Linked DNA regions of Homo sapiens: regions 1 and 3 are each linked to region 2. Evidence: chromatin contacts called from ENCODE Hi-C or POLR2A ChIA-PET data. All regions are on one chromosome and are shown on one strand. The core of a region is the stretch at or near the end of the contact, and the rest is flanking DNA. Distances in the headings are between cores, read along the strand shown.

Region 1 (2,700 bases), core at 128-2,627, 440 kb after region 2:
TCTGCACCCACAGGCCCACTGAGTGACATCCCAGCCCCTCACTACTGCCCTGGCTCTGGTCTCTGCTGCTCTGCACATCTGGTTCTCCCTGCCTCCATCACTTCCCTGCAGCCACTCTTCCTCTTCCCCTCCCTCAAACCCCCTCACCTGAGAAGCTGCCCTGATGGCCCCAGCCTGGCTCAGCTGACCCGCCACCCCACTCCTAGGACCTGGGTCCCCGGGGGCCTCTGCTGCTCTCTGCAGGGGTCAAGTTGAGCTGCAATTCCCTGTGCCTCCCTGTGCCCCTCTGGGCTGTGAGCTCCAGGCAGGCAGGATCCTGTGTGCTCCTCCCTCCCTGCACCTCCAGGACCCAGTGAAGGGCCTGGCGTAGAATGGGGCAAGGAAATAGACAAGGAAGAGGGAGGAGAAAGGAGCAGGGCCAGGACTCCCTCCCAGCTCCTCCTCTGTATGTCAGGGCACCACAGGAGATGGTTTCCATGTGGGGAGAGAGAGGGGCTTTTAACTGCAATGCTGAATGTCTAAAACCACAGTCAAGGTACTGGCAACCTCAGCTGGTGGCCAGTGAGATATGAGCTTTGGCCTGGGCTCCCTGTTAAAAGCCCTGATTTGTTTTGGCAGCAGTAAAGCCCTTCCCCAGGATCAGGTGGTGCTGTTGGAGTGGGCTGCCCTCCAGAATTTGCAGGACTCCTTCCCGGAATGGTTTTGTTTCTAGTAATAGCCTGAGCCCCGCTGTTCCTTTTTAGTCACACACCACCGAGCTCAGCCTGCTCTCCCTAGAGCTTCTGCCAATCGGTACATCTGGGCTGATAGGAGGAGAAATTTCAGTTTTCAGAAAGCTGCTGAGATTAGAATGCACCTTAGAAGGCTGGATGATGCCACAGAGGAACGAGGAGAGAGAAAGCATCGTTTGGGGCCGAGAAGGGACTGAGCCCCAGTCACAGCAGAAGCAGACGATGTTGGGATTTGCTTGCTTCCCACAACCCAGAGTCCCCCACCTGCCCACACTCTGGCTTCTCCTCAGGCTGAGGTAGATTTGACACCCGGCACCCCACAGCTCTCTACTACATGGGAGTCCCGGGCTCCCCGCACTGTGCCAGTTACGCAGAGGAGGTGGACTCTGCCCAGAGGACTCCCTGTCCAGCTGGGCAGATGCACTTTTAAAAGACAAATACAGTTTTCCATGACAGCCTTCTAAAGACGAGCTCTGGAGCTGTGTGCCCAAGGCCAGGAGCCTGGACTGAGGCCTTTCCTAGGGGGAGCTGCCCAACTGCTGTAGAGTCAGTAATGCAAAGCCCTGGGAAACTTACCGAAGCCATCTCGAAGCCAAGAGGAGGTCTGGTGCTCCTCTTGTTTGTGGATCAGCTTTTATGCTGAAGGAGAGAATTTCACTTTCACTTTCCTTTTGACACTGTTTCAACCTCACTTAAATACTAAACACTGTTTAAAAGAGACAACTGTTTAAAAAGGAGCTATTTCTCTAGATGGAAGGACTAATCATTTCTTACACAAGCCATGGACTCATTGGTGCTTTAAAGCCACCTTGGGAGCAGCCAGAGTCGAAGGGGAGCCCTGAATTTCTGCCCTTGCTTGAGAAATAAAGGTCTTTTCTTTTTTTTTCTTTTTTGTTTGTTTGTTTGTTTGTTTGTTTGTTTTTTTGAGACAGAGTTTCGCTCTTGTCACCCAGACTGGAGTGCAATGGTGCGATCTCGGCTCATTGCAACCTCTGCCTCCCGGGTTCAAGTGATTCTCCTGCCTCAGCCTCCCAGGTAGCTGGGATTACAGGCACCTGCTGCCATGCCTGGCTCATTTTTCCATATTTAGTAGAGACGGGGTTTCACCATGTTGGCCAGGATGGTCTCGATCTCTTGACCTTGTGATCTGCCTCCCCGTCGGTCTCCCAAAATGCTGGGATTACAGGTGTGAGCCACCGCACCTGGCCAAAATAAAGGTCTCTTCTAAAAAGAACCCTGGGCAGCTCTTCCTACTCCAGGAAGGGGAGGCATTCGGAGGCAGGGAGATGTCAATCCCCAGTGCACCCCATAGGACATTGTCTTGTAAAGACACCCAGAAAATATTGGGCCAGAAGTCTTGGGAGAAGGCCAGAGGGGGTGTTTCATTCCATGGGGATGCCCTGGAGGTGAGGGGTACCTTAGACCATGTGGAGCCTGGGAGCTCATGGCCCCATTAAAATGCATTTGGGTGCAAGAAGCAGAACTAAACTCAAAAGGGCTTCAACAGCCTGGACACCCATTGTCTCGGTAACAGAAAGGCAGGAAGAGGGTGACTCAGGTTGGGTTTAGTGGCTCACCAAGGTCACCAAGGACTCAGCAGGCTGTCTCCATTGCACTGGTCCTGGGTCTGCACTGTTGCCCTGCAGGGACTCCCATGGCTGTAGCAGCCTTGAGTGGCCCATTTTTACCTGGCTATGCCCAAAAGATGGAGGGAAAGATAATTCTCATTTGTCTTTTTTTCAGGGAGTTAAGTCTTTCCCACAGTTCCCCAGATGACCTGTTCCCTTCTCCATTGGCCAGAACTGGGCCATATTTTCACACCCAACCAGAGGCCTAGACAGGTGGATCACTTGAGCCCACGAGTTCAAGACCAGCCTGGCCAACATGGCGAGACCCCGTCTCTGCTAAAAATACAGAAAAAAAAATTAGCCGGGCATGGTGGCATGTGCCTGTACTCTCAGCTACTTGG
Region 2 (2,700 bases), core at 55-2,554:
GACAGGAAGCAGGATTTATTGAAACCTGTTTTAAAGCTGGTCTGGGCCGGGCATGGTGGCTCACACCTGTAATCCCAGCAATTTGGGAGGCCAAGGCGGGCGGATCACAAGGTCAGGAGTTAGAGACCAGCCTGACCAACATGGTGAAACCCCGTCTCTACTAAAAATACAAAAAATTAGCCGGGAGTGGTGGCGGGCGCCTGTGATCCCAGCTACTCGGGAGACTGAGGCAGGAGAATGGCTTGGCTTAAACCTGGGAGGCGGAGGTTGCAGTAAGCCGAGATCGCACCACTGCACTCCAGCCTGGGTGACAGAGCAAGACTCCGTCTCAAAAAAACAAACAACAAACAAAAAAAGCAAAGCCTGTATGTTAAGACCCAGGATCCTTGCATGGGCCAGTAACTCCAAAACGATACCTATCCTTCCTTGCCTGAAAACCCCCTCCCAGGCCGGGCGCAGTGGCTCACGCCTGTAATCCCAGCACTTTGGGAGGTTGAGGCAGGCGGATCACGAGGTCAAGAGATCGAGACCATCCTGGCCAACATGGTGAAACCCCGTCTCTACTAAAAATACAAAATTTAGTTGGGCATGGTGGCACGCGCCTGTAGTCCCAGCTATTCGGGAGGCTGAGGCAGGAGAATCGCTTGAACCCGGGAGTCGGAGGCTGCAGTGAGCCGAGATCGCGCCACTGCACTCCAGCCTGGCGACAGAGCGAGAACCCGTCTCAAAATAAATAAGTAAAATAAAATAAAATAAAATAAATAGCAGTAACAACCATTTTCGTCGCTGACAGCGTCAGGCATCCCCCAGTGAACCAACGAGAAAATGGGCTCAGAGCGGCTAAAGAAGTCGGCAGGAGGCGGCGCAGCGAGGAGGCGACAGGAGAGGGAGGGCCTGACAGGACCAGACCCGAGATCCTGGGGCTGTGGGGAAAGACCTAACGCCGACAGCCCCGACTGTCGCCCGGGCACTGTCCCCGTCGTTCGCGCCCTCCAGACATGCCCAAACCGGCACTGCTGCTCCCCGCTACGCTGCGGGGCGCGAGGCATTCTCAGGACCACCTGAGGTCAGCTAGGCAGAAGGGGTCAGCCCACGGCGCCTCCCGCGCTCTTCCAGGCCCGTTCCTCACCATGATCCCAAGCTTCCCCTCCGGCGGCAACGAATGGATCTTGGCGCGCGGCACTGGGAGCCGCCGGGCCGAGCCTGTCAAGCCCCGCAGCAGCAGCGGCGTCAGGACGGACATGATGGCACGGAGTACACCACAAAAAACGGTCAGCCGTAGCCCAAGGTCAGGAAGCCAAAATGGCTGCGCTGGCCGGAAGTTCTGGAGCTGGGGAAGCAGGGAAACTGCGGCGCGGAAGTCTCTCGGAAATGACGCAAGAACACACCTCCCACAGCCCTTGGCAGTTTTTGGCGCGTTCCTCGAAACAGCCAATTGACACCTTCCTACGCTATGGGCGGAGCACAAAAGGGCTCTTCTTCGAGTTATGTTCCGCCTCCAAGGCTTATACTTGTGAATGACATCTGGGGCCACCCAATCATGTACGCGAGAAGCCTAAACTGTTCTTGACTCCTCCCTTCATTCATACTGTTAAATCTCTCTCTATTCAGGCTGGGCGTGGTGGCTCACGCCCGTAATCTCAGAACTTTTGGGAGGCCGTCTGTACTAAAAAAAAAAAAGTACGGGCTGGGCGCGTTGGCTCACGCCTCTAATCCCAGCACTTTGGGAGGCCGGGGCGGGTAGATCATCTGAGGTCAGGAGTTTGACACCAGTCTTGCCAGCATGGTGAAACCCCATCTCTACGAAAAATACAAAAATTGGCCGGGCGCAGTGGCTCACGCATGTAATCCCAACACTTTGGGAGGCCGGGGCCGGTAGATCATCTGAGGTCAGGAGTTTGAGACCAGTCTTGCCAGCATGGTGAAACCCCATCTCTACGAAAAATACAAAAATTGGCCGGGCGCAGTGGCTCACGCTTGTAATCCCAACATTTTGGGAGGCCGAGGCGGGTGGATCACCTGAGGTCAACAGTTCGAGACCAGACTGGCCAACATGGTGAAACCCCGTCTCTACTAAAAATACAAAAATTAGCTGGGCATGGTGGTGGGCGCCTGTAATTCCAGCTACTCGGGAGGCTGAGTCAGGAGAATTGCTGAACCCAGGAGACGGAAGTTGCAGTGAGCCGAGATTGAGCCATTGCAGTCCAGACTGGGCCACAAGAGCGAAACTCCATCTCAAAAATAAAAAACAACAATAAAAAAAGTTCGAAAGCAGCCTGGCCAACATGGTGAGACTCCATCTCGACTAAGAATACAAAAAATAGCCAGGCATGGTGGTAGATGCCTGTAATCTCAGCTACTAGGGAGGCTGAGGCAGGAGAACTGCTTGAACCCGGTAGGCAGAGGTTGCAGTGAGCTGAGATCACGCCACTGCACTCCAGCCTGGGCGACACAGCAAGACTCCGTCTCAAAAAAAAAAAAAAAAAAAAATCTCTCTATTGAGAGTCCCCTCCTCTCCACCAGGCCTCCGTCGTTTTTGTTGAGAATTCCTGACACTGACCTAGTAACCAAACCTCCCTCAATTACTATTACACTCTTCAATTCCAGTTACCATGCTGGAGCAGCCAACTTCCCTTCCTTCCTACCCTATCACTCTCTCTCCCTCCCCCATCCCTTCCTTCTTGGTTTTTTAAACCTAAA
Region 3 (2,700 bases), core at 14-2,513, 270 kb before region 2:
ACTGAACGTGGGGGAGGGCAGGGAGAGTATGGAACACGGGTAGGTAACAGGAGGGTTCCACCGCCACTGTATCTTCCTTGCCCCGGGGGATCCCCTTTGTCCCGGGTCACCGCCCTCTCCCCCGGGCTCCGGGGCCACACTTACCAGTCCAGTGAGAAGGGGGCTTGGCCGAGGACCCCAGCAGCGGGGGGAGGGGGTCAGGGGAGGCCACAGCAGCCAGGGACCCGCCCCTTTGCTCACCCCCATACCTTCCCTCCCTCCCAGTCCCCACCTCCGCTCTTCAGTTCCCGCCTGTCCCTTTACGCAAAGTCCAGACCCTATCTGGCTGCACTGCAGTTGCCCCGACTGGGCGGCCCCACTCACGCCACACCCAGCTGCCCCCGGTCCAGCACACCAACACCTCTGCGGCCGCTGCAGGGGGCCGGCCCCGAGGCACCCACACATCCCCACTGGGTGGCTCCGAGGAGCCCGGGTCCTCGGGAGATACCCCCCAGCCTGGCCCTGTGCTTCCGCCCGGGGCGCCGCCCCAACTCTGAGCCCTTGGGGGTCTCCGGGGCACCCAGACTGGCCCTGTGTCTGCTGGCCGCCGAGCCCGCTCCACCCACACCACCTCTCCCGGTGGAGTTCTCGGCCTACGGCGTCCCCAAGCCCGGCCACCACGGAGACCACCCCCGCGAGGACGCCCGGGGCCATTACTCGGGCCAGGCTCCTCACTTGGCTCCTTGGCACCGCCCTTCGGAGGACGCGGTACCGCCCCCGGGCCTGCAGCCCCGCCTTCGACAGAACTAGACCCCTTTTCCGGAGCCGTAGCCACGCCACTCACCGGCTGAAGCCCCGCCCCCAGCGCCTCCGCTCCGTCCCCCTCTGCTTCCGACCCCGAGGCTCCGCCTTTCACCTCCTCCAGCTCCTCCTTCAAGAGCCAGGCTCCGTCCCCCGACCCTCCTAGCTCCGCCCCCCGCCGCCGGGCTCCGCCTTCCACTGGCACCAGCTCGGAGGTCCCACCCGTCCCGGTTCCACGTCCCGCCCCGAGTCCCAGGACTCCGCCCCGTGCGGCGTGAGAACCCTCCCCCTGCGGCATCTCCGGACAGCTCCGGCCCCCACCCCCAATTTCCTCGTCACCTAGCTCTCGTTGACACTCGGAGCCCGGTCCGCTTCTGCCCGGCCTGATCCAGCCTGCCCTCTTGCACCCCGGCTCCCCCCAGCCCGGGCTGTGGCCCCCGCTCACCTCCTCGCCGCGCCCCCGGAGTCAACCCCGGTGGTGCTGCCGCCTCTGCGCAGGCGCGTCCTCGTCGCTACCAGGCCGGGCCACGCCGCCCTCCCTTATTGGACCGTGCGAAACCCGCGGCCACACGCCCGCTGGCACGGGTCTTTCCCGAGCCCCGCCCCCGCGACGCCGCTGCCCTGCGTCACTTCCGGCGGAGCGGTAGTCTGTAAGGTTAGGTGAAAGTGACTTCCGAAAAGGCCGGAGACACTTCCGGCCGAGGTGATAGTAAGGTCAGGCGGGCGTGGGTTCCCGGAGGGGGTCTTGAGGCGCCATTTCAAGTCGCCCCCAGCCTCTCCCACAGCACTCCTGTTTTCCCGGGCCTCATCATGGCCCACGGCCCTCAGTCGCTGTGGAGCCTGGGCTTCACAGTGACACTCACGTTTGAACTCCCGGTCGGCTGTGTGCTTGGTAGAATTTGTCATCCAATACAGGCGTGTAACACGGGCTTGATGACACCCACCCCACAGGGCCCCTGCAGGACCGAGATGATGTCCAATGACAAGCCCTGGCTTCCAGCCAATGCTCCTGCCCACATCTCTCTCCCAGGAGCCAGGCTTACCTCTACCTGTGCACCTGGGCTGTGACTCATGACTGGAATGATCTGGCTGGGCCTGTTCCCCCACCAGACTTATTTTCAGGCGCCCCAGCAGCCACCAAACATCTGTCAACTGAAGTAATGAACCTGCAGTTGAGAGGCAGCTAAACCTAGGTTGAAGGTTAGGGAGACAGCTGAGTTGAGGTCAAATCCCCCCGGCCAGTTAGCCTTTCTGAGCCTATTTCCTCAATTGTAAAAGGAAGACAATCATGATGCTGACCTCAGAATCGAGCGAGGAGAAAGTGAGGAGGTGCATGTGAAGCATTGTGCGTGACTGGTGGGGCTAACTGGGCTCTGGAGGCGGTAGCTCTGGGGCCCTAACCCCTTTCTGCCTCATGCTAATTGACCTATGGCATGTCCAGTGACATCATGACTGAGAAAATGATTTGAAAGTAGTAATCGCTGTCAGGAATTGTCTCCTGGTTCAACCCACTCCTGCCTTAGGCCCACTAAGATCATACCCACATGCTCTGACCCAACACCTCAGAGAAAGCCTCCATTAGGGTGGCTGCCCCTCCCAGTGGCTGCCCAATTGAGTTAACTCTGCCCCTGAATGTCCTGCTTCAGCAGGCAAAGCAGTGGTGCCCAAGGTTGGCCTTTCATCCACCCCAAACCACTCAGCCCTGGGCACTGGAGGCTGCAGGGAGAAGGGTAGGGGCTGGGCTTGGGCTAGGATAGACAAGTCAGGAGAATCTCAGGCAGCAACTGATGATGAAGGAAGCTGCAGGATGCAAGGGAGGCGAGGGTGGAGAAAACTGTGTGGGTTGGGCGGGCGCGGTGGCTCACGCCTCTAATCTCAGCACTTTGGGAGGCTGAGGCAGGTGGTTCACCCAAGGTCAGG

The links. A loop is a pair of places that touch in the nucleus more often than their neighbours do. ChIA-PET counts read pairs that join two places held with the same protein, here RNA polymerase II (POLR2A). Pooled maps may share reads with other maps.
Region 1: a pooled map shows a loop between it and region 2 (4-fold over the local background). The contact joins the promoter of PLAAT4 here to the promoter of COX8A in region 2. A Hi-C loop is called at or near these places in 6 of 50 pooled maps. POLR2A ChIA-PET finds 5 or more read pairs at or near these places in 2 of 52 experiments (activated T-cell and naive thymus-derived CD8-positive, alpha-beta T cell).
Region 3: a pooled map shows a loop between it and region 2 (9-fold over the local background). The contact joins the promoter of FKBP2 here to the promoter of COX8A in region 2. A Hi-C loop is called at or near these places in 1 of 168 maps with a recorded cell type or tissue (CD8-positive, alpha-beta T cell), 5 of 37 single-sample maps with no recorded cell type and 14 of 50 pooled maps. POLR2A ChIA-PET finds 5 or more read pairs at or near these places in 7 of 52 experiments (AG04450, CD4-positive, alpha-beta T cell, Caco-2 and 4 more).

The regions. Positions count from the first base shown.
Region 1 is chr11:63,535,485-63,538,184 of GRCh38, reverse strand. PLAAT4 (phospholipase A and acyltransferase 4) reads right to left here and starts at 1,377. Exons shown (of 4, transcript NM_004585.5): 1 at 1,308-1,377. The coding sequence starts at 1,316. RefSeq lists an enhancer at 1,429-1,478.
Region 2 is chr11:63,973,224-63,975,923 of GRCh38, reverse strand. COX8A (cytochrome c oxidase subunit 8A) reads right to left here and starts at 1,304. Exons shown (of 2, transcript NM_004074.3): 1 at 1,130-1,304. The coding sequence starts at 1,243. RefSeq lists an enhancer at 951-1,390.
Region 3 is chr11:64,239,658-64,242,357 of GRCh38, reverse strand. It overlaps FKBP2 (FKBP prolyl isomerase 2), which reads right to left and starts at 1,263. Exons shown (of 6, transcript NM_004470.4): 1 at 1,226-1,263. It overlaps LOC114841035, which reads right to left and starts at 1,263. Exons shown (of 6, transcript NM_001370414.1): 1 at 145-1,263. The coding sequence starts at 1,078. The coding sequence ends at 281. RefSeq lists silencers at 65-304, 335-1,354 and enhancers at 453-1,353, 1,635-1,754, 1,795-1,854, 1,354-2,256.